Linked DNA regions of Mus musculus: all the other regions are linked to region 1. A link is a loop called in an ENCODE intact Hi-C map of the cell type or tissue named here. Cell type or tissue: heart. All regions are shown on one strand.

Region 1 (8,000 bases):
GACACGAGCAGAAAAAAATAGACAAGATCTGTCTCTCTGACTTTTGAATCGGGAACCAATTGAGAAACAGACGACAGAGTCAATGAGACAAAGGCTTAAAAATACAAATTTCACACTTGGTAGAGCGGATTAGACTCTTCCTCAGCCTGCATTCAACACAGACTTTGTGAATCCTGGGCTTTCCTCCTGGGTTCAATTGATAGTGACATGATTGAAGGCTGCGTGTCTCATGCAGTTCCTACTTTACCCGAGATTGTATTTTGTTCCGTTTTCTGCTTTTATCCTTTCCTAACACAAAGGTCTTCAGCCGTTACCCAAAACTTGGGGATGGGGTAGAGAGGAAGCAGGGTGAGTTTTCAATATCTTACTTGAGAGTTGTTGACCACATCTATGTAGAAAGTTACTTCTTCTCCCTTGGACAATGTACTTGGCTTGCCACTTATTTGAATGGAACCCAAACCCTGATGCCTCTTGTTAATTGGTAGGTACAGTTCTCCACTGACAGATGGGATATGCAAATGAATGTTTGCCAGGCCTTATATCAAAACCCAGGCTTGCAGAGATCTGCTCAGGAAACCAACCCATTATCTAGAGTGTCCAGCCCTGGAAGCCAGCCTATTTCAGACTTGCAGTCAAGTTGATTTCTAGTAAGCCAGACTGCTGTTTGGAGTAACGGTCTAGGAAACCAAACAACAGCCCATGACCACTGACCCCAAAGATCAGTCACTGACAGGTCCCTAAGTGCATCCAATCAGAGAAAGCCAAATGCACGCTGCTAACCAATCAGAGGGAGTGCCTCTCTTCCTAATGAACCACCCACAGCGTCTCTGTGCCAGATTTAGACAGCTCTCTTTCCTCCCCCCTTTCTCCCGTCCTGAGCATGCTCCAATCTGTAAGTGACTGCGGCTACGCCTTTGTCCATGCAGGCTGCTTTTGCTGTCCTCATTTGGTTGATTTCCATTTCCTTCCACAGTCCTGCAGGGAAGAGGCCCTCGGGTTTGTGTATATTTCCCTGCAGAATGTTACTTGGTTTTATATATATCCTAAGAATTCTATTTTAACACCCCTCTTGCTAATGCTCCTCATGTGGTCATGGGATCATCGTGACTTGCTTACTAGTTTGCATGTTAATGAGCTGGCTGGATGGTGGGCATGCATTCACTCTAAATCTGTATAGGACTTAGCCATTTGCCTTTTTGGAGATTACACATTGAAAAGAGACAGAAACAGAATGCCAGATACCATCTAAGGAGAGATCCAAATTTTCATTTCATTAAAAGCTATGTTATGAGAGGAAATTGAAAACCTGCAAGACCTACCAGATGTGGTCAAAACTGTAAAACAGATACATCATAATTATTTGTTGAAGGGATTTACCAAACTGTCTCACATTATTATACAACACGAAACAGCACAGTGCTGAGTCTTCCAACTTGAAATTTATATTAAGTCATGTTGGTCTGTACCCAAGCCTTCAAATAATATGTAAACATTGATGTTTCTCTCTCAAGGGTGTGGACCAGAGGGGAGTACTACCTCTGACCTGCAACCATCACAAGGCTGCACAGCTGGGTTCTGTGCCCACACTGAGTAGTGCTCTGTCCCCATTACGGTGCAGAGGAGGAAGAACCCCGAAAGAAGGTAACCACAGTCCTGAGAATGGACAGAGGTCTATGGTACAATGAAGTTCACAGTCTCAAGGCAAAGGAGAGAAGATGGGTGACTTGTAAAGTGCACAAGTATCTGAACATGAGTTTGATACCCAGCACCCAGTTAGAAGATGGGAGTAGTGGGCACAGTCTTGTAATCCCAGCATAGGAGAGACAAAGCCAGGCAGATCTTGGTCTGGCCAGTCAGCCTTTCGGAATCGATAAGCCTCAGGGTCCCAGAGAGAGACACTATCTCAGAAACGGAGGCTCATGGGAATGACAGCAGTGTTGGCCTCTAATCCCCACAGGCACCAAACACGTGCCCACACCCACGTATACACAAAGGTCCATGTTGGGAGTGGCTCAGCAGTGGGCAGAGATGCATTTCTAAGTTCTGTGGATCTCCCCACAGTGCAGTCTTCAGAGCGTATCAGAACCATTAGGCACAAGCCTCACTGTGTACCAGTCCCTATAAGAACTAACAGTGAAAGTTAATAATCTCCTGCATGCCAACCCCAGGGCCCATGGAAGTCAGGGACCATGTGTATTATTAATGTAACAAATAAATCTTCTGAAAATCTTGTGATATGACCAAAACTGGCAAAAATAAAGCTGAAGTCTCACATCACTGAGGTACCTACATACACCGATTGCTGACCGGAATAAATGTTCACCAAGCACTAACACCTTGTATACTAGGTGACTCATTAAGCTGAGATGTCACTGTCATGTAGACAGTTTAAAGTTTTTATATAGCTATTTAGCTTTGGAGAGTATATGTATATGTATATGTATATGTATATGTATATGTATATGTATATGTATATGTATATGTATATGTATATGTATATGTATATGTATATGTATATGTATATGTATATGTATATGTATCAATATCAAGCTCCTGCCCTGGGCCACAGCAGAGCATCTAAATCATATGGGAGTCACAACACCCAAGACCAAACTAAGGCTTTGAAAACAGCTAACTCACCAGGCATGGTGGCCCACTCCTTTGATCCCAGTACTTGGGAGGCAGAGGCAGGCAGATGTCTGTGAGTTTGAGATCAGCCTACAGAGTGAGTTCCAGGACATCCAGACCTACACCAAGAAACTTTGTCTCAGAAAACGGAAATTTACTAATAATTAATAATTAAATAATAAACAATAGCTAAGTCTCCACGCACACCAACTTTTAGGAAAAACCAATCAGAAAGGGTTTGCGTTCTGATCCGCATAACAGGAAGCACCCCTTGTGCTGACTTTTAGAAGAGCAGTAAGTGCCAGAGAGCAGACGTTGTCAACACTGCTTTTAAAATTACTGTTACATTTCCTCCAACAACTTTCCAAGATCCACCTGTTCTGTCATACCCATCAGAGCACATATTCTTTCTCAAATCACAAAGGAGAGGCAGTTGTTGTGGGTTTCGTCCTGTGATAGATCACGGTTAACTGATATGTGGAAGAGGTGGATAGCATCTGTGCTCACTGTTTCCTGTGCAGCTCAGCAGACATCGGTGTCCAGTCACACAGCCACATGCCGAGGAGCTTCCAGTGCCAGAAGGAAAAAGTACTTCCTTTCTTTTCTTTTCTTTTTTTCTTTTCTTCTCTTTTATTTTCCGGGTTTTCACGTCAGGGTTTCTCTGTGTAGCCCTGGCTGTCCTGGAACTCACTTTGTAGACCAGACTAACCTTGAACTCAGAAATCCTCCTGTCTCTGCCTCCCAAGTGCTGGGATTAAAGGCATGTGCCTCCTCTGCCCAGCCAGGAAAGTATTTCAATCGACAATGGAGTCATTGTTTTCTCTCAGCGTGAGACTTTGGGTCTAATACATGAAGCTTTAAATCACTTGCTTTCAGAGTACTCTGGTTTCTGTGTATTCCTGTGAGTGTACACGTGCGTGTTTGTATGTGTATCAGAAGACAAACTTGGGTGTCTCCTCTGGTCCCTTCCAGCTTGTTCTGAAGGTACCATTCACACATTTCCCTTTGAAATAGATTCTCCTGCTGGCTTGGAGCTCATCAACTTGGAGAGTCTAGACTATCAGTGAGCAAGTCCCAGGGAGCTGTGTCTCCGTGCATCTCCCCGGAGCTCCCTGCATCTCCGAGACTATCATGTTTACATGGGTTCTGCGGATCTAACTCTCGCTCTTGTGCTTATACAGCAGACTCTTTACTGACCAAGCCACCACCTCTCCTGCCCCATATCTTCTATTTCAAAATGTTACTCTTGTGTCCATAGTTATTTTCATTCATCACTTAAGTGTACTACCGTAAAATATTTTTTCTTAACATGTGACCTTTCTTTATACATGTGTCAGAGTCATTAGTGCTAGCTCCCTAGCAGTCATGCATGATGCTTGACAGTTATTTTCCTAACTTGTTATAAGGCGGTAGAAATTGGGCGTGCTGGCATTGCCTCTTGTCTCTCCACATCCCAGCAATGACAGAGACCAGCACTATTCCAGTTGGATGAACACCCAAGATGCTCTAGTCTGGGTTAGACTGATGTTCCTAACCAGCTTGCCCATACATTAGTGATCAGGAGAGGGGAGGCCGGTTGGTCTAGGATGGCCTCTAGTATCCAGGTGAGTGTTGCCTGGATCAATGAGCAGGTGGGCCACACATCTTCCACCCTCCAATAATGTCAAAGCAAGAGCAAAGAGAAGTCCCCAAGACCTCTGTGTGTATATGTTGTATGTTTTCATGTGTGTGTGTGTATATGTGTGTGTGAACCAGAAGTCAACCTTAGCTGTTGCTCCTCAGGTACCATCGCAGTCTCTTTTCTTGGAGACAGGGTCTCTTAACTGCCTGGAATTTGCCAGGGAGGCCAGGGTTGGCAGCCAGCGAGTCCCAGGGAGCTGCCTTGTCTCGACCCCTCCAGCCCTGGGGTTGCAAGCACGTGCTACCACAATTGACATGTTTTACACAGGTCAGGAACATGTTTTACACAGGTCAGGAACATGTTTTACACAGGTCAGGGACATGTTTTACACAGGTCAGGGACATGTTTTACACAGGTCAGGAGATTGTGCTCACACTCTTCTCGTGGGACAAACACTTCACAGGTTGACGTCTTCCAATCTCTCCCAGCGCCTTTCCATGGGATCGACATTAGCTTGGCTTCCCTTCCTCCATATTCTATTCAGGGCAATACTGCAGCTGGTTGTTTCTAAGCAGCAAACCAACTCGTGATAATCGTTTCAAGTAACACTTCACTGTCAAACAACAATCACGTTCTGCTAACTAATCGGGCATTTGGTCAGGTCTGGACGGGAACAGTTCGCCTGTACTCCACTAGATGGCATCTCCACAGCCCAGGCAGGGGCAGATGAGCCTCCTTACAGCCTGGATTCCAACAGCAAGCATCCCAAGAGCTGGGAAACAGCTGGCTGCTGGTACCCATTCACTGTACTATATCCTTGACTGGATACAGCAGTCCACCACATCGATAAGAGGGATGAACCCCAATTCTAGTGTACGCCATTGCCTGTAGTACCCAACCCTGTGTATATTGGGTTTTTTTTCTATACATATTTACCAATGAGAGCATTTAATTAGACACAGATTGACACCAGCAATAAATAGCAATAAAATAAAACATTTATAATAGCATTCTGTGATGATGCTATGTGAATGCGGTCTTTTTCTTACCCTTCTCCTGAAACAGTCAAGACAAGAGTAATATGTTCAGATCACTGTTAGCCACGAATGATTGAAGTGGCAAAGGTATCTAGGGCAGGGGGCGGGGCATCTCTCAACAGAGTGTTGAAGGATTGAACTGCAGTCTTCAGACTCTACCTTTGAGGGGTGGAGCGATGATGTCACCTGTGAACACCAGTGGTTCTTTGCCCGAAAGAGGGCTTCTGTTGTCCTCGAAATCAATCTACTGCAGTGTGAGCAGGAGCCAAGTGAGGGCCAGTCTCATTCAGGATTTCGTCTGCTTCTTTTAACTAGCACAGAGCTTTGCCCTAGTCTTCTGTTGGCTACTGTCCATAGAGAGAGAGATTTGGTTGCTGCCTGGCTACAGGAGGTACCCTCTTCAGGTTCCATATCCCCAATGCTATGAGTCATGGCTAAGGTCACCCCCCATTGATTCTTGGGCTCATCTCTTATCCCAGATCTCTGTCTTGCCCTGGAGATGCTTCCCACCCCCACCCCTGTCAGTGGCAGATTTCCATCCATTCTCATGATCTTCTCATGGTCATCTCTCCTGTCTCACCCCACACCTGATCTCAACCCCCCATCCCCCTTCCCATTCCCTCTCCCACACTGTTCCCTCTTTCCATCTGCCTCTTATGACTATTTTATCCCCCTTCTAAGTGAGTTTCCAGCATCCTTATTTGAGTCTTCCTTTTTGTTTAGCTTCCTTGGGTCTGTGAAGTATAGCATGGGTATCCTGTACTTTATGGCTAATGTCCACTTATAAGTAAAGTACATACTATTGATGTCCTTTAGGGTCTGGTTCACCTCACTCAGGATGATATTCTCAAGTTCCATCCAGTGGAGCTATAGGGACACAACCCATCCACAAAACTTTCAACCCCAAATTTAATCTAGTTACAAGAAATGCAGGAACAAAGGATGGAGCAGAGGTTGAAGTGGTCAACCAATAACAGGCCCAACTTGAGACCTATCTTAAGAGCAAGCACCAATCCCTGACACTATTAATGATACTCTGTTGTGCTTGTAGACAGGAATCTAGCACAGCTGTCCACTGAGAGGCTCCACCCAGCAGCTGACTCAGACAGATGCACACACAGCCAAACAGTGGATGGAGCTTGGAGACTCTTAGGGGAGAATAGGAGGAAGGATTGCAGCCTCTACGGAGATAGGAACTCCACAGGAAGACCAACAGAGTCAATTAACCTGGACCCTTGGGGCTCTTAGAGACTGAACCACCAACCAAAGAACATAGACAGGCTGGACCTAGGCCTCCCCATACATATGCAGCATATATGCAGCTTGGTATTCATGTGGGTCTCAAACAACTGGAGCAGGAGCTATCTAAAAAACTGCTGCCTGTCTGTGGGATATGTTCTTCTAGCTGGGCTGCCTTGTCTGGCCTCAGTGGGAGAGGATGCACCTAGCCTCACAGAGACTTGATGTGCCAGGGTGGGGGAATACACAGGGGGACCCCCACCCACTCAGAGGAGGAGGGGAGGGGGCATGGGAGAAGGATTGTGAGAGAGGGTGACTGGGAGGGGGCCATGAGAGAGATATAAAGTGAATATGTTTAAACAAAGATAAATTTGGAAATACTGCTCTCCATATTTAGGTGTGTGGAGGATTTTTACCTGGAAAGCTTTTGTGCATCCCTCTTTTATTCAGAAATAGATGCCGGCACTCCAGCTCCCCTCAAAAGACGGAAATGATGCTTTATTGACGGAATGACTATTAGAAGACAACAGAACACACACAATCATCCTTTTCCACTGGACGGGATGAGCACAGCCATTTCTCACCCAGAAAATACAGCGAAGTCCTCCGCCGCAGCTCTGCATGTAAACTCTCACTCACGGGAGCTGCACCATTGATTACACGTGAGGGAACAGTAAGCCCCATTCCCTGCCCCTCACCCCCACTGAGTTTTATTCAAGTTGTTCTCTCAAAGCCTCGGGACCAATATTAAATATCCTGGGGGTGGGGTGGTTTAACCAATCACAATTTCCTATCGGTGTTCTCCGGGCCCATTTATAGATGCTCAAACATGTTCCATAGGCTGCAACTTTGCTTGGGGGGGGGGAGAAACTGAAAGTATCATGTGTCATTCTGTCCTTAGGCCCCTGTTTATTGAAACAGACTCGTGCAGCCCAGACTGGCCTCAAATTCATAGTGTAGCCAAGGATGACCTTGAACTCCTGATTTTCTGGCCTCCAGTTCGACAATGCTGGGAACGTGGGCCCATGTCTTACTGCTCAGCTCTGGTGGTCTCTGCTCTTGTAGGATTCTCAGTTTCTCTCAGCTGGGACTCTAACCTTCATCCCAGGAAAGAGGACCTGGCCCTGTAAAAGAACTGAAGTAAACCATCTATGTATCCACCCAGTAGGTTTTGCTGAGCATAGTCAAGTTCACACCAGCCACCGTCTGGAGAGGCTGCTGCGGTTATCCACTGCAGCAGTGGCCCACTTAGGCTGGCCTCAGGGTGATGTGCTTTGCATATATTTACAGTTGGAACTGTAGCTGGCAACAAGAAACAGAAAAGCATCTAGACAGCCCTCTTAAAGAAAAGAAAATCTAGAAGCAAGAAGACCTCACATCCCATGACACAACTAGGATCCTGTTGTGCCCTGTTTCTTTGTGTCCTGTTGTGGGGTTTATCTTGATGCTTGTCACTGTGACCCCCTTTCCAAGTG
Region 2 (8,000 bases), 390 kb after region 1:
GACTGAAGCAAAGGTGCCAACTTCCCTCTCATCCAGGATTACCACCACCCCGGGAGATCCTCCTCTGCTCGATACCCGATACCGCACTGTCCTTTCCTGTCTTTTTCCTGACAGCCATTCTTACTGGGGTGAAGTGGGAGGGGCTTTGATTTGCATTTCCCTGGCGTCAAGTGGGAGGAGCTTTGATTTGCATTTCCCTGGCGATTGGTGACCCTGAATATTCTCACAGACATATTAACTGCACGCATGCTTTCTTTTGAAGAATCCATTTAAGTCTATGGCCTCTAGAACCACGCGGTTAGAGCACAAAGGGAGACAATAAAGCATGTAGATTTGGTTGCTTTTCCGACGAACACGTCTGTGGAATGAGTGCCCCACGGGAAGTTCTTTGACACAGTAGGAATGGTTGGGGTGTTTCATCCTTGCTGGTTATTCAGACTGTTTCGAGGACTATGAGAGAAAAGCTATCTAGTAAGCTTGTCATTCTTTAATCTCACTATATCTGTTCGCCACAGCTGGGTAACAAATATCCCTCAGTCTTAGACGCTTAAGAATATAACTACTGTTTTGTAGGGGGTTTTTTTTTGTTTGTTTGTTTTTGTTGTTTGTTTGATTGTCTGTTTGTTTTGTTTTTCGAGACAGGGTTTCTCTGCATAGCCCTGGCTGTCCTGGAACTCACTCTGTAGACCAGGCCGGCCTCAAACTCAGAAATTTGCCTACCTTTGCCTCCCAAGTGCTGGGATTAAAGGTGTGTGCCACCATGCCCAGCTTGTTTGGTAGTTCTTAAGACTAGGAATCCTTGTGAAGCTATGGAAGGTCCACGGTTCTGGGTCTCTCAGGACTGCACTCATTTCATGACTGAAAACGGAAGTGCCTGCTTTCTGGATCACTACTGGGGCTGTTGACTGGCCTCAGGTCCTGTGAGTTGCTGGCTAGAGACAATAGTTCCCTGTCACACAGTGCTTCTTGTGTATACGTGTATGTACAGGTGTTGGGGGAAATGCAGGTTTTATTTGATGCAAGCGCTCTCTGGGAGGAGGAAACAGAAACATTCAGACAGGCTTGGGTCATGGGAGATTCTTGTCCTGATCATCAGGAAGTTGAGCTGCTTTACCATCTGCCTGCCTAAGGCAGTAGTGGTACTGACAGTACTAATAACCAACACAGAGTGACCGCTCCCCTTCGCACCAAGCACTGGGTCAAGTTCTTTCATGGGCTCATTCTTACTTTCTGAACAGAACCCTTCTAGGAAGGAACAGTCCATAAACACTGAAACATGAAGGTGAAGTGACTCACCAAACAGACCTGAGGAGAACGGAGTTAGGATGGTGCCTGGTGGTAGCTTTAGATCCATCTTACACCATGGTCTCCTAGCTGGAGATTTAAGCTGGGGCAAGCTTGTGATCAGGTTTTTCCCACTCTGCTTTGCTCTCTCCAGCCCTGGACACTTTTCCTGGTCTGACTTGGTCCTCTGTACCTTTGGTGCCAGACTTCTGCAAAGTAGTCTATGGTCTTTCCTTCCAGCTGTGTGAGTGCGATGTCCGATCCAACCACTAAACTTGCTAAGGAAACAGGCGAGATTCTGCTTACTAAGATGAAGGTTCACTTTTCAGCTCAACAAGGCTGTGACAGGCACTTAAGAACCAGGGAGTTCATGTATACGGTGGCTCACACACAGAAGCACCCTGAACAGACTAGAAGCCATTTTCTTTCTTTATCGAAAAGCTGTAAATCTGGAGCATGCGCTCTCCGACCATTTCTAAGGTCTGAGAGTAAACTTGAGGACTCTCGGATCATCTACAGATGTGCTCTTACTGATCGCCTCTCAAAACAAATATTACAGTCCCTGGAGTCTTCTTAAAGCACACACCGGATCACGTGACTCATCTTAAACACACTCTACATCCAACTTCAAATCCTCCCAACACTCTCAAGTTAAAGCAATGTACAGTGTCCCTCTCAGCATGACCTCTCCCAGTCCGCGCTACGATCCGATCTGCGTGGTGGCTGTACCAGTCTTTTCTTGAGTCCCTTGCGTTCCTCTTTCTAGCACTGCAGGGTCTTTCCTTCTCTTTCTTTTCTTCCTCTGAGCCATCCTTTCTGCGGTTCTGCTTCCTCGGGTAACGCTCCCATCCGGTTGTCCATCAGTCTTCCCTGGACTGCTCCTCCAGTGTTTGCCACAGTTTACACAGCAGGCGTACCTGGAGCTGACTGACGTGGGTGGGAGGACAGGACCACTGCTCTCCAGTTCCCCGCTAGAGTACGTCCTCATGCTTTCCCACGGGCTCCTTCTTTGTCCTTGTCCACATCATGACCCTGAGTTTCCTTATGTTTCTGAACCGTGTTCCGCAGTGTTCTCAGATAAACTCACTTTATATTAAGGAGCCACGCAAGTATGAAGACTTCAGTTTGAATTCCCAGAACCATAAAAGGCTGGCTATGACCGCAGGTGCCTATAATCCCAACGCCCTGAGGCAGTGGTTCTCAACCTTCCTAATGCTGTGACCCTTTAATACAACTCCTTGTGTTGTGGTGACCCCCGATTATAAAAATTATTTCTGTTGCTACATCATAAGTGCCATTTTGCTACTGTCATGAGTCACCATGGAAATACTTTTGGAGATAGAAGTTTGACACAAGGATCAAGACCCACAGGTTGAGACAGGAGGCTAACCTGGTGTGTCAAAAGGACCAACATCTGAGCATGTAATTTGACCTCCACATGCTATGCCTTAGTACATGTATGCCCACTCTCACACACAAAGATGAAGGGATGGTCCCACACAGGTGACTTGTGTTTTATAATTTATTGTTAATTGTTTCTACTCCCCTTCACATGGGGCCTCCCGCGATTAAACAGCCAAGAGGAAGAAGACAGAGAAACTCATCAGGGAACATCTGCAACACCAGAGACACCCAAAATGTCTAAAATGAGAGTCGTCAGATAAATTCTGTTATTTTAGATTAATAGAACATTGGCTCATGAAACATGGGCAAAAATAAACGCTGCCATTTTAATGTGCACTTTTCTGAGAAAGGCCATGTCACCTCTTTGTTCTAAGGGATTGGTTAATATTCCACTATGAATCTCATTAAAATTTACATGTTTAATAAATGTTGGATATTAAAATGGTGGTGAGGAGGTCTATTTATGGAAGCTGTTCATTTTCCCTGATGAGAGTCTATTTATTTTTATAAGGAAACCGGCAAAGTTAATCACCAGGTTGGGAGTGGCTGAGCCTATTAGTTAGGTACATTTGTTCATTTACCTAACCTTTGACAATGAGCAACGGAACATAATTTTATTTTGCAAATTTACAGGACTTAATCTTTACACACATTTTAAAGATTCTGGTGTTCCCTAACAAGATGGACAGTTGTGAATGTACACGAGAAACCAGTGAAATATTAGCCGGCCCTTGTTTCTACATTAACCTCTGTACCTGCCAAGAGGGCTTCTAACACTGCAATGACCCTCCGGATCTTTAGTTCTGACTTTTGTCCTTTTGGGGATGGGCGGAGCTAGTTGTGGAGGAAGGAGAAGGTACAAGCAAACTGCCCCAGACAAGGAAAAGTTCCTACGTTTCAGTTGGCTAGAGTGAAAATTGGGCAATAGCTAATACAGTCCAGGAAAAGTTAATTTGGTGACGGAACGTAGGCAGGTGTAAATAATGAATTCTTGCAGTCAAAAGATTGAGCTGCAAAAAAAAAAAAAAAAAAAAAAAGTCCTGGAGAACACAGCAAAAAGAATGTGACATTTATGTGTGTGTCCGCCTGGCTACATCTTACTGCAGCTCGGACGACATCTGCCCACTCCAAGTTTTCAGAGCAGCAGGGCGGGGACAGAGAATGTAGCGACCCAGCCACTCACTCTGGCACGTTCAGCACAGCGGCTGGACCCACGCGCCTAGGGCCCCGCACCGCGCCTGCGCGCCCCGTCACGTGGCGGGCGCCCCGCGCTGAGCGGGTTAAAAGTCACGGCCGCCGAGCACCCGGCCAAGCCGTGCTCTCTGTTCCTTCGGTCGACTGGGACGTGGGACCTTCTGCTGCTCGAGTCGGAATCCGCGCGGGGAAGCGAGCCGAACCTCCTGGTGCCCTTCCCCAGGGCCCCGAACGGGCTCGCGCGCGAAACCGCGTCTTTCAACTGACAATGAAATCGTAGCCACGGCCGGCGGCGAATAGGCGGGAGGCCGCGAGGCGGAGGGGGTGGAGGGCCATTCAGCCGAAGCCCCGCCCAAGGCCCCGCTCGCGCTCCTATTGGCGCACGCCGCCATTCCGGCCCCGCCCCTTAACGGACCTGTCGCTCTGTGACAGGCGGAGGGGCCAGTTCCTGTTGGGCGAGGGGGCGGAGTCAAAGGTTGCCTGAGCTCCGCCCGGACTCCAGGGGGCTCCTCCCCTTTTGTGCTCCTCGCGGCTGGGCGGGCGGGGGAATGTCATTGCCGCTCCGAGCCGCCGCTCCTCTGGCGCCCTCGTCCCGTCGGCTCTCGCCGCCACCGCCGCCTCCTCAGCCGCACGGGGGACACGGATGGCTAGTGGGGCGCAGGGGCCTTTTGGGTTGAGACCGCGACGGTCGCGGCCACTGTTGAGGCGGAGACTTCGGATCGCTGCCGCCTCCACCACCCCCAGTGTCCCGGCCTCGCGGTGCTGAGGGCGGGAGCGCGCCCAGCTCTTCCTCCGCCTCCGCCTCCTCCTCCTCCTCGTTGTCGTCGCCGTCGCCCTCCTCCTCCTCCTCTGGGTCTCCGCCCAGCACCCCTCGCTCCAGGCGGCGGCGGTGGCCGCGGAGGACGAGCGAGACCCGCCGCCGGGGCACAACATGGCGGAGCCCTCGGCCCCGGAGAGCAAGCACAAGTCGTCCCTCAACTCGTCCCCGTGGAGCGGCCTCATGGCTCTGGGGAACAGCCGCCACGGGCACCATGGGCCCGGAACCCAGAGCGCGTCCAGGGCGGCGGCGCCGAAGCCGGGGCCCCCCGCGGGGCTGTCCGGGGGCTTGTCGCAGCCGGCCGGGTGGCAGTCGTTGCTCTCCTTCACCATCCTCTTCCTGGCCTGGCTGGCCGGCTTCAGCTCGCGCCTCTTCGCCGTCATCCGCTTCGAGAGCATCATCCACGAGTTCGACCCGTGGTGAGTGTGCCCGCCCTTCCCCCGCAGGCAGCCCGCGGTCCCCGTTTGTCTGGAGCCCCTCGGATCCCACCCGGTCTCCCGCGGGCCGGGCCGGGCGCGCCCCCTGCCCGCTTGGCGAAGTTTGCCTGGGAGCGGAGCCTGGGTCCTCGGCCGCCGGGGTGGGCCGGCTCCGCGCGGCGCCTCTTCGCCGCCGCGCCCCGGCTTGCTCCGGGGGCCCCCTTCCCCACGCCCTCTCCGCCGCAGCTTTGCGCCTTGTTGCATTTTATTTCATTTCTCTCCTTCCTGCCATCGGAGCAGCCCCGGGATTGCCTTCTGGCTGCTGGTGGTGACTGGAACCCCTTGTCCGCTCAGCCTCGCAGTTTCATGCTTTCTTTCCGGGAGAGTGGAGTGTTAGAATGTAGGGGGGGAAAATATTATCCCGAAAGCGAGCGCAGTGGTAGCGCCTCGTGTTTTTCCAGCACCAGGTATTTTCCGGAGTGTCTCTTTCCCCCCTAAGGCCCTTAAGTGCTCTCAGCTCGCCACACTATTTGCACAGTTGTATTGCGTTGCTTTTTAGAGCGAGATCGTTTTTCTGTTAGCTGAACTCTCACCCTCGTTGTTGCTACAATATCCGACTGGGTTGCATGAGTTCTTTTATTGGTGTCTGCTGGAAGGTCTGTGGAGAAGAGAGCAAGCCGTACCACAGTGCTGAGAGTCTAGATTGTGGTGCCGAAGTTGCACGCTCTGCATGGCACTCACTGGTTTTAGGGACTTAACTTCGAACACTGAGTTACCTACACGGGAAGATTGCTTTTCACTTTCTTCCTCCTGGCCCAACCTGAGTTAAGTTTTTTGTTTTTTGTTTTTTGTTTTTTGTTTTTTTTTTCCCCCAGAGAGAGATTGAGAGCGAGCGCCAGCGCGCCTCTTTAAACTAGTTTATTCTTCAGGCTGCCCTATCAACCTTGAACTAATCTTACTTGTAATTAGACATAATTAAACGGTAGGGTATTTGTCTTACCATTTGAAATGCACAGAGAATCTTCTTAAGAGTTAGTACATATATAGGTTATAAATGAGTTTTTTGGGGGGGGCTTATGTGTTAAGTATCAGATTTAAGTTGTACTTTAAGAAAAATATTTATGCTGCAATATCTATTGAACACCAGAGGGGCCTACTCAAGGAAAACCTGTTTAGAGAAGCAGTGAGCTACAGTGATGGCCTGCTGTGAGGTGTTTTCGTCCTATTTTAAGAGGTTTCCATTTTTTTCTAACATTAGATTTGCTTTATAAATGACCATTATGTTATTTGGAACCAGAGGAGAAAATCATGTTGGTGGAGATTACATACGAACCTACGAATATTTGTGAAGTCTTAACTAACTAGATAGAGTATTCTTTGAAACAATCAATTAGATTAAAACTGAGATTGACTAGAAATGAAAGCCGCAGAATTTACTGAACAACATGAAAAGAGAAAGTTGTGTCTTTTCAGATGAAGATAGCACGGGGTGGAACAAAAACTGGAAATATTTCCAGGGTAATTGTACAGATACTTCCATGAAGTAACATTTTTTACAAATGGAAGGCTGGGAACTGTTAGGAGTGCACTCAGAAGCTGAAATTAATAATTACAGATAAATGCACAAATAAATGACAAGGCGATTTTAAAGTTTCTTTTTGTCATTTTCCCCTAGTAAAGCTGCACTTGAGGCGGCTTAGATTAGATGGCTTTAGGAATTGAAGAGCATAACTTTTTTTATTCATGAAAATCTATTTTGTTTCTATTCTGCTGTGTATGGAAACAGTTCTTTGACTTGAGTCTGCTCCACTTACATTTTAATTCACATTGCTGATCTGCAAGTGTCCACAGCTAAGGCCTACCTACTTAACTAAGCTCTCCCATCTACCAGCGGTAGTGTTAAATGTTTGTTTATTTTTGATGAAATGTTATGCTTGGAATGTTAGAGCATTCTAATTAGCAGATAGGTGTAGTAAAGGAATTTTCCCTGCCTGCACCCCATCGTGCATCGGGACTTGTCTGTGTGAATCTCATGGAATGCCTAACTCAAGAGACCTAATGAGAGAAATCAAGTTCAAACAAAAAGAATACTGTGCTCACTTTAGGTTTTCTTTTCATAGCTGTTACTAATAGGCATGCCATTCATTCTTCCATCTCATAATCATTCTTGAAAATTTTTTACAAGGGAGGTTGTATAGCTTGCCTGTCATTACTTTTGACTTTTAAAACAGTTTTCTCCAAAGCTAATAACAGCAGTCTCTCACACTAGTTTGGAAGTGGCTCAGATTACAGCGCAGTAATGACAGGAACCTTTAGTAATATTTAAATGTTCTCTCTGCCTGTTTCTACAAACCAATTCTGGCCTGCCCCATACCTCCTTCAGTCCCTCTTCCCCCTTCCATTTCTGTATCCTTTTTGTGAAAGGCTGTTGATGGTGAGTTGCTTCTGTAAATTTTATCTTGAATTGTGAGACTTCAGATAGCTGCCAAAGGTGAGTTGTCACCAAGTTACACCTGTTTTTAACTTTTTCCCTGAAGTTATAAATCTTACCAGCTGCTGTAAGAGGTAGGCTATGAGGTTATTGACTTAACTACCTTTTATTTAGATCATTTGGCAACGTTTGGGGTTATGATCTCACCTTTTGTGCCAGTGAGTTTCTCCCTCCTCAGCTGAGTTGGTGAGATTCCGGGCAGCAGTGGAAGTTATTCTGTAGGTACCAGACATTTGGTTGACCAACTAGTTTAACGAGCATGTGTCTAACGCATCCTTTTATCTGACACTGTATGTAGTCCTTGCATAGTTTTGCTGTGATTGTGAATGCATGTATGTTCCATTAACCAGACCTTTCCTGCTAGCTCTGACAGGTTGTGGTAGCTCTCCCTGTT
Region 3 (8,000 bases), 620 kb after region 1:
AGCTGAGCCTCTTCCTCTCTCTGCCACCAAGATTCATCTTTGTTGGTTCCAGATGACTTAGCAGTAGATTTCACTTTTATAACCCCCCCACCCAGCAAATCTTCTGAGAACTATCCCAATATACATTTTTCAGATGAAGGTTCAATACAGATATCACAAATAGAACAAAGCCTTGGAGGCTCATGATGGGGTGGTGTCTGGGACACACGTCACCTGTGGTACTGGGGACCAAACACAGGGTCTCATGCACGCTCAGGCAAGGGCTCACTCAACCGAGCATCCTTTCCCTGTCTTTACCCTGTGTTTTCTGACAGGGCTTCATTACGCTGTCCAGGCTGGCCCTGAACTCACTCATGTGTAGCCTAGGTAAGTGCTGAATATTCAATCCTCCTGCCTCAGCCCCACCGAGTAGCTGGGACCCCATGTCTGTTCCACTGAGCCAGGTTAGAATCATATCTTTTGTTTTAAGATAGAGTCTCATGTAGTCCAGGCTGGCCTCGGACTTGCTATGAAGCTGACCTTCCTGCCTATATCTTTGAAGCACACAGTTTAGCAGCGTTGGGGTGGGAGAGTCAACCAAAGGCAACAGATGCGTCCTCTGGACATGTGAACAGGGGAAGGGGAGGTTAAGCCCAGAGAGCTCGTGGTAGGTGGAACAGTGCAAGATTGTACCTCTGAGCAGGTACCGGAAGTCCACTGAGAAATTCTGTCTCTCCATGGTTTTTCCACTCTAAGTCCAAGGACTGAGTTAGGACACTTACAACAAAGCATCAATCCCCCTCTGTCAGAAAAACAAACAAACAAACAAAAAAACAAAAACAAAAACAAAAAAACAGGACCCAACCAAAGTCAGCATAATGTAGAGAAGTATTTATTCCGAAGCAAACAAAATGTAGACATAGCAACTGTTAGGATCTGAAAGAGCTCTCCTAATCTGTATATTTCACCACCCAGTGAGCAAATGCAATAAAGATCTTACTCCAAAGAATTTGAAACAGAGAAATAAACAGGTGGGCACAAACCAACGCAACATAATACCAGTCACAATATCCAATAGGTAGAGACCACTCAAGTGTCTATGGACCAATGAAGGGACAATAAACAAAATGTGGTACATCCATTCAATGGAATATTATGCAGCCATCAAAAATGATAGTGATAAATGCTATAGGGCTCTGAACCTAGTAATGTTGAACAAGACAGGCATAAAAGGCACAGGTTATAGGATTCCATTTCTACAAAGTAGACAAAATCAGTGAATCCAGAGTCAGAAAGTAGATGTGTGGTTTCCAGGGACTCCAGACAGGGAAAAAAAAACAAAAATGGAAAGTAACCACAGTAACAGGCACGGGACTATATGAAGGGGATGAAAGCTGCTTAGAGCTAGACAGACATAGTAGGCGCGTGGCACTGTACTAAATGTCACTGAAATGTCCCGTCTGGAATGGCTAATCCTGTTACTTGTATCTCATCTCATTTTAAGAAACCATGTGAGCTTATGCTGTGTGTGAGTTTGCCACGATCTGCTTGTGAGAGTCAGAGGACAACTTGCAGTTCTGTCCTTCTATGATGCGGGTCCCAAGGATCAAACCGAGGTTCTTAAGCCTGATAGTAGGTGCTGAGATATCGCACAAGGGCTTTCAAAAAAATACAGGATCGCATGTAGTCCAGGCTCAGACTCACTATGAAGATGAAGGTGATCATGAACAACTGACCTTGCCTCCACCTCCAAAGATGCTGATAATACAGGTGAGCTCGCCACACCCCGCTCCAAGGATTGATTCCTTAGCCTCCTCAATTCAATAATATAAGGTGCTGAGCCGGGTGAGTCTCACGGAGAATCCTAACATGGCCTGTCTACCTACTCCTCCCATCTCTGCCCAACTCATCCTGAAGGGCTCATCTTCACCTCGCAAGGTTTATGAAGAACAACAGAGACATTTCACAGAAAGGCAAGCCATATTTCTCCTCATGTAGTCAGGAACTATATACCCAGAGCTACCGGGCAAACACGCATCCTAAACCACCAATCAAAATCCAATTGAGTAAGAGGTCCCCCAACACAATAGTCATAAGTATTTGCATAAGCTATGCCAAATTAACATGGCTGTTACAAAGATGAGACCACTATGTCTTATGTACAGTGGTATTATTGTTGTTTTTATCTTATGTGTATGGTGGGTGTGAGCACACGCATACATGTGCACCACATGTATGCAGTACACACACAGGCCAGAAGAGAGTGTCGGATACCTTGGAACTGGAATTACAGACTGCTGTGAGCCACCATGTGGGTGCTCGGAATTGAAACTTGGTCCTCTGTTAGAGCAGCAAGTGCTTTTAACCACTGAGCCATCTCTCCAGTCCTTACTATGACTTTTTGAAACAGTGTCTCTCTATGTAGCCCTGGTTGTCCTGGAACTTGCTATACAGAACCAAGCTGGCCTCAAACTCAGAGCTCCACCTACCTCTGCCTCCCGAGTGCTGGAGGTAAAGGCCTGTGGCCCCACGCCTGGATGCTCGGATTACTTTTATAATAGAAACAGGTTGAGCAGTTGAACATCAGTTCAAAGCTATCATGGATTTTCCTGTGTATTAGAAAAACTGAACCTCAAGAAACAAGCATGGGGCTTGGATGAAGATGTTCTCTACTGTTTTACCACACCACAGCCTCACCACACCGCAGCCTCACCACACCATAGCCTCACCACACCACAGCCTCACCACACCACAGCCTCACCACACCACAGCCTCACCACACCACAGCCTCACCACACCACAGCCTCACCACACCACACCACAGCCTCGCCACACGGCAGCCTCACTACACCACAGCCTCACCACACCACAGCCTCACCACACCACAGCCTCACCACACCACACCACAGCCTCACCACACCACAGCCTCACCACACCACACCACAGCCTCGCCACACCACAGCCTCACTACACCACAGCCTCACCACACCACAGCCTCACCACGCCACAGCCTCACCATGCCACAGCCTGACCATGTCCCCACACCACAGCCTCACCACACCACAGCCTCACCACACCACAGCCTCACCACACCACAGCCTCACCACACCACAGCCTCACTACACCACAGCCTCACCACACCGCAGCCTCACCACACCACACCACAGCCTGACCATGTCACCACACCACAGCCTTACCACACCGCAGCCTCACCACACCACAGCCTCACCACACCACAGCCTCACCACACCGCAGCCTCACCACACCACACCACAGCCTGACCATGTCACCACACCACAGCCTTACCACACCACAGCCTCACCACACCACAGCCTCACCACACCGCAGCCTCACCACACCGCAGCCTCACCACACCACAGCCTCACCACACCACACCACAGCCTGACCATGTCACCACACCACAGCCTCACCACACCTCAGCCTCACCACACCACAGCCAGACCATATCACCACACCACAATCTGACCACAACAGCTTCACCACACCACAGCCTGTCATTGTCATCACACTACAACATCACTGCTTAACCAAACAACAGCCTTTTTCAGGTTCAATCTCATTTCTTTCTTTTTCTTTTCTTTTCTTTCTTTGAGAAAGAGAGGAGAGAGAGAGAGAGAGAGAGAGAGAGAGAGTGTCTCTCAGCCTATAGTCAGGCTATCCTGGAACTCACTATGTAGACCAGGCTGGCCTCAAACAGGTGGTGATCCCCCTGCTTCAGCCTCCTATCAAGGGATGACAAACGAGAGTCATCACTCTCAAGCTGACAGATAGACACACACACACACACACACACACACACACACACACACCCCACTGACATGAAAAAAAAATTAAGACCTATTCTGAGGAAAATATTTAAAAGTAATAAATCACAAATATAGAAATATAATCCAGAGCAGGGAGGGGGGCAGCATCGAGCTTCAAGCACTATAAAAAGCAATTTGAAATCCCTCCTCATGTAGATTAAAGTAAGTAGGAGACAGAACACCCCCTGCCACACGAGAGCACAGAGGTCGGCGGCAGCGCCCACGGGGACGCTCCAGCACCTTCCGCAGGTATTGCTGGCAATTATACCATGTGTCACGATTTATAATTAATGCTCTTAATGCTATGGAACCCATCGCCGACTAGTCTCTCTGAAAATATCAATTGACTTGCCAGGAAATGTCTCTGTGACATGCACAAGGGAAAATTCTCCACCCACTTTACAGGGTAGGAAACCGAGATAGTTGAAGAGGAGAAATGGCTTAAACCAGCAGTGAGCTGGGGTGACAGACACAGGCCACCACTCGCAGCAGCTGACAGATCCTCACAATTCAAGGCTAGCCTGGTCTATGCAGTGAGTTGGCCTTGACTATAAACTGGGATCTGGGGTTGGGGGACGGGGTGAGGACAGGATGCAACATGGACCAGCAGCTGGAATGAAAGCAAGCCTGAAGAACGCCATCTTGTGGTGTGAAATGGTAAGGCTACTGAGACCCCACATGCTTTACAGACAAGTTCAAGGCCAATAAAGAAGGGGAGGTGGGAAGACGTCACCTTTTTCTTTTTTCTTTTTTCGATAGGTCTCACTATACAGCCATGGCTAACCTGGAATCTGCTATGTAAACTGGGAACTTGGGATAATCCCGCTGTCTCTGTAGCCTGGCACCAAGAACGAGGCACTCACTACCACTTCTGGCTCATTCACATGTCCTAACTTGCGAACTTGACCTCCCCCACTGGCGTTTTTTTATCTAGGTGTTACACCACAGGGGTCACCCAAGCGCTAACCCCACAGCACGGGCTTCAAAACAGAAAAATCAAGGCAGGTGTCCAAAGTCTGTATAGAGAAAAAAAGTATAAAGTTATTTTTTTCTCAATTAAAATGTCAGCTCTCTAATAATATCCTTTTGTATTTCAAACACCAAAATCTAAAGAGGCTCTTCTTCAGGCAAAGTCCAGAAGTCCTGAGGTACAAAGGTTTCTTCCTCAGCCAGACAAGGGCAGGTAAGTTTAAGGTCAATGCCTCCTTAGCCCCACTCCCCAGTAGAGTCCCAACCTCAACAGTTACCTTAGGGGAGGACCACGGGCCAGAGAACCCGCAAGAGCTTCTGTCTGCATCTGACCTCAGAGGGATGAGGCAGGAGGAGGCCCGGCTGTTGGTTCTCACCACGGCAGAGTGGGTACACCCCATGAGGAGAGCCAGAAGGCCCAGAAGTCAATGCCCTGTCTGGGCAGGCACCAGGGGCCCAGGCTCACAGACCTTTCTCTCTGTGTGCCTTCTCCACAGCGCTGATGCGAAACAGAGTATAGAGTAGATAAAAACCCAGCAACAATGCAAGACATACATATGGCTCCTCTCAGATGGACGCAGAAGAGTCTCTGGCTGCAGATTCCAGAGTCTGCTAAGCAGCCGGATGGCGCAGGACCGCCACAAGAAAGCGCCAAGCCTCGAATGAGAACCTCTGGCGACTTTTATCTGCATCCCTCCCGGGCACATGATGGATAGACTGTCACACTTCTGGCAAAGAGAGCGGGGCTTTTCCCAAGAGCAGAATCTCAAGTACACAACAGCCTCCCCGCCCCCCCCCCCAGCTTGCTTCCCTGGTATGCGCTGAAACACCATTTCCCAGCAGCTGAGAGTTGGGGTGGGGGTGGGGTGGAAGGAAGCACAGACAAGTGGCTGCGGGTCTCACTTCTGCCCAAGCCAGAGGAACACGCTGAGGCTCAGTCCCTTTGCCTATAGACCTGCCAAACAGGGCTGTGGCCTGGATGGCTCTCCCTGCCTGGGAGCTCTCAGCAGGCTAGTTTGTGGTCATGTCTGGTTAGGGGTGGAGGTATGTGCTACCGCCATCTAGTGGGCACTAGCTACAGATGTTGCTGAATGCCTCACCAGGCTCAGGAGAGTCCAAGAGCATCCATGCCGAAGTGAGAAACCCATACCACCAGGGAGAAACCCTGATGAGGAGCAAGAACGCTTGTGAAAAGAGCTGAGAGTGAACCACCATTCCCTACAGAAGAACATGTTCTGTGCTTCTTGCACGTGCTACCTCCATTCAATAAGAGTTTCTCCTGACTTTAGGGCTGGGGAGGTCGTTCTCAGCTACGCAGAGAGTTTGAGGCTAGCCTGGGCTATCTGAGACCCTGTCTCAAACAAAACCAAACAAAACCTACAGTCAATATTAATGAGAATCCAAATGTCGAAGCGATGAAAACAAACAGATCTACTGATCTCTCTTCCTCAGGACACAACTCAGATGGGGAAGGACAGACGGACTGGCGTGTGTCTCACAGATCTGGCTCTGGGATTACAAACTCAACACTCTATTAACTTTACCCACGCCTTCCTTTGCTTGTGTGACTTACAAGAGATATATTATTTACAAAACTGCTTTCTGGGCTCAGAAAGGTCAGTTTCCTTCTACATCCCAGGAGGCAGACTGCACTCTAACTGGAGGTCACCCCAACTTCTGCCCATCTGGGGCCACTGTTTACACACTCATGGGGAGCCTCGTCTACCCTGCTTTGATGGATCAGGGACCTGGATTTAAAACATAGACCCTAGCCGAGTGTGGTGGCACACGCCTTTAATCCCAGCACTTGGGAGGCAGGGGCAGGTGGATTTCTGAGTTCAAGGCCAGCCTGGTCTACAGAGTGAGTTCCAGGACAGCCAGGGCTACACAGAGAAACCTAAAAAAACAAACAAAAACAAAAAAACAATAAAACATAGACCCTGAGATGGAGCGATGGCTCAGTGGGTAAGAGTACTTACTGCTCCTCAATAGGACCCACGTTCAATTCCCAGCACACACATCTAGTGGCTCAGAATCACCTGTAACTCCTGCTCCAGGGCATCCAGCACCCTCTCGGACCTCTGCCAGCAGGGCACTCATGTATATAACCGCCCCCCAACACACACACACTAAAGTCTATACCAAAGACTCCAGACATGACATCAGAATTCTACCTTCACTCTCTTATAGAAAATACAGGGTCTGTAGAGAGATGACCCAGTGATTAGACACTGGCGTTCTTCCAGAGGACCCAAGTTTGCTTCCCAGCACCCACATGGCAGCTCACCATCTATAACCGTGAGGCCCTAGGATCTAATACTAATACTCAGGCTAAGCCCTTCTGAGCACATAATCGCCACCACAGATTAGTCTGAAATCAAACGCATGCAGAATCCGGGTGCTTCTGGCCGTACTCACTGGGAGCTACAGTAGCAGCTCTCCATGCCGTGGTTCTGAACACACAGTGTGAGTGTTCCCACTGTTCACACCATCATGCCACGCAACGCCAGGGAGAGCCACCTGAAGCCCCTGGACTCAGACTTGAGAGTACTAAGATTGTGTAGCAGGTACGCTTTGACCATGGTGGTTTTACTGAAACACTGTAGCAAGTTTTCTGAGCTTACAAAATCATAACGGTGGTGTAAGCCACCATGGTGGCCCATGCTTTTTGATCCCAGTACTCAAGAGGTAGAGGCAGGCAGATCTCTGGGAAATTCAAGACCTTCCTGGTCTATGTAGCAAGTCCCAGGGCAGCTAAGGCTATATAATGAGACACTGTCCCAAAAATAGATAGATAGATAGATAGATAGATAGATAGATAGATAGATAGATAGATAGATAGATAAGAGAATACACTACCATAATAGCTTAATTATGGAAAACTAAGACTTCCAGTAGTTTCCTGACAGTGATGCTTGGCGTGTAAGCATCACTGCGTCTGTGGATTGTACAGTGTTGCAATGTTTGAGCTTAAAAATTACTATTTGACTTGCTGGTTTCCATTTCATTTTTTAAAAAAAATCATTAAATGAATTTGGGCTTGAGATGAGGACAGAACACCCAATAATTCCCGAAATGGCTCCAGATATACTTCTGCCTACCATACCACACACTTATGCAGAGTGACATCCTCAGTATTGAGGACTATAAAATCAAAAAAAAAATCAATCAACTCTGAAAACGATGAATCTGCAGTTTCAAATAGTCAGCCGAGTATAAATTATT

The links. Hi-C counts contacts between places; a loop is a spot of excess contacts. Peaks named below come from ENCODE experiments on the same cell type or tissue, not always from the same donor. Only the 100,000 strongest peaks of a DNase experiment are listed, where the experiment ranks them.
Region 2: a loop joins it to region 1, with 4 times the contacts of the local background. A loop is called at or near these places in 13 of 42 quality-filtered maps.
Region 3: a loop joins it to region 1, with 2.5 times the contacts of the local background. A loop is called at or near these places in 9 of 42 quality-filtered maps.

What each region holds. Positions count from the first base shown.
Region 1 is chr9:115,701,398-115,709,397 of GRCm38, reverse strand. No RefSeq gene overlaps it. Among named protein-coding and RNA genes, the nearest start is that of D330037F02Rik, 40 kb to the right of the region's middle. In heart, a CTCF peak has its summit at 4,940 (motif pointing right); a DNase peak (open chromatin) is centred at 767; H3K27ac peaks cover 1,490 bases.
Region 2 is chr9:115,306,870-115,314,869 of GRCm38, reverse strand. It overlaps Stt3b (STT3, subunit of the oligosaccharyltransferase complex, homolog B (S. cerevisiae)), which reads left to right and starts at 4,402. Exons shown (of 16, transcript NM_024222.3): 1 at 4,402-5,118. The coding sequence starts at 4,814. In heart, a CTCF peak has its summit at 4,409; a DNase peak (open chromatin) is centred at 4,279; H3K4me3 peaks cover 5,155 bases; H3K27ac peaks cover 4,073 bases.
Region 3 is chr9:115,086,274-115,094,273 of GRCm38, reverse strand. The region is part of intron 3 of Osbpl10 (oxysterol binding protein-like 10); the gene reads right to left. Among named protein-coding and RNA genes, the nearest start is that of Gm4665, 96 kb to the left of the region's middle. In heart, CTCF peaks have their summits at 4,449 (motif pointing left) and 5,840 (motif pointing left); a DNase peak (open chromatin) is centred at 5,783; H3K4me3 peaks cover 497 bases; H3K27ac peaks cover 894 bases.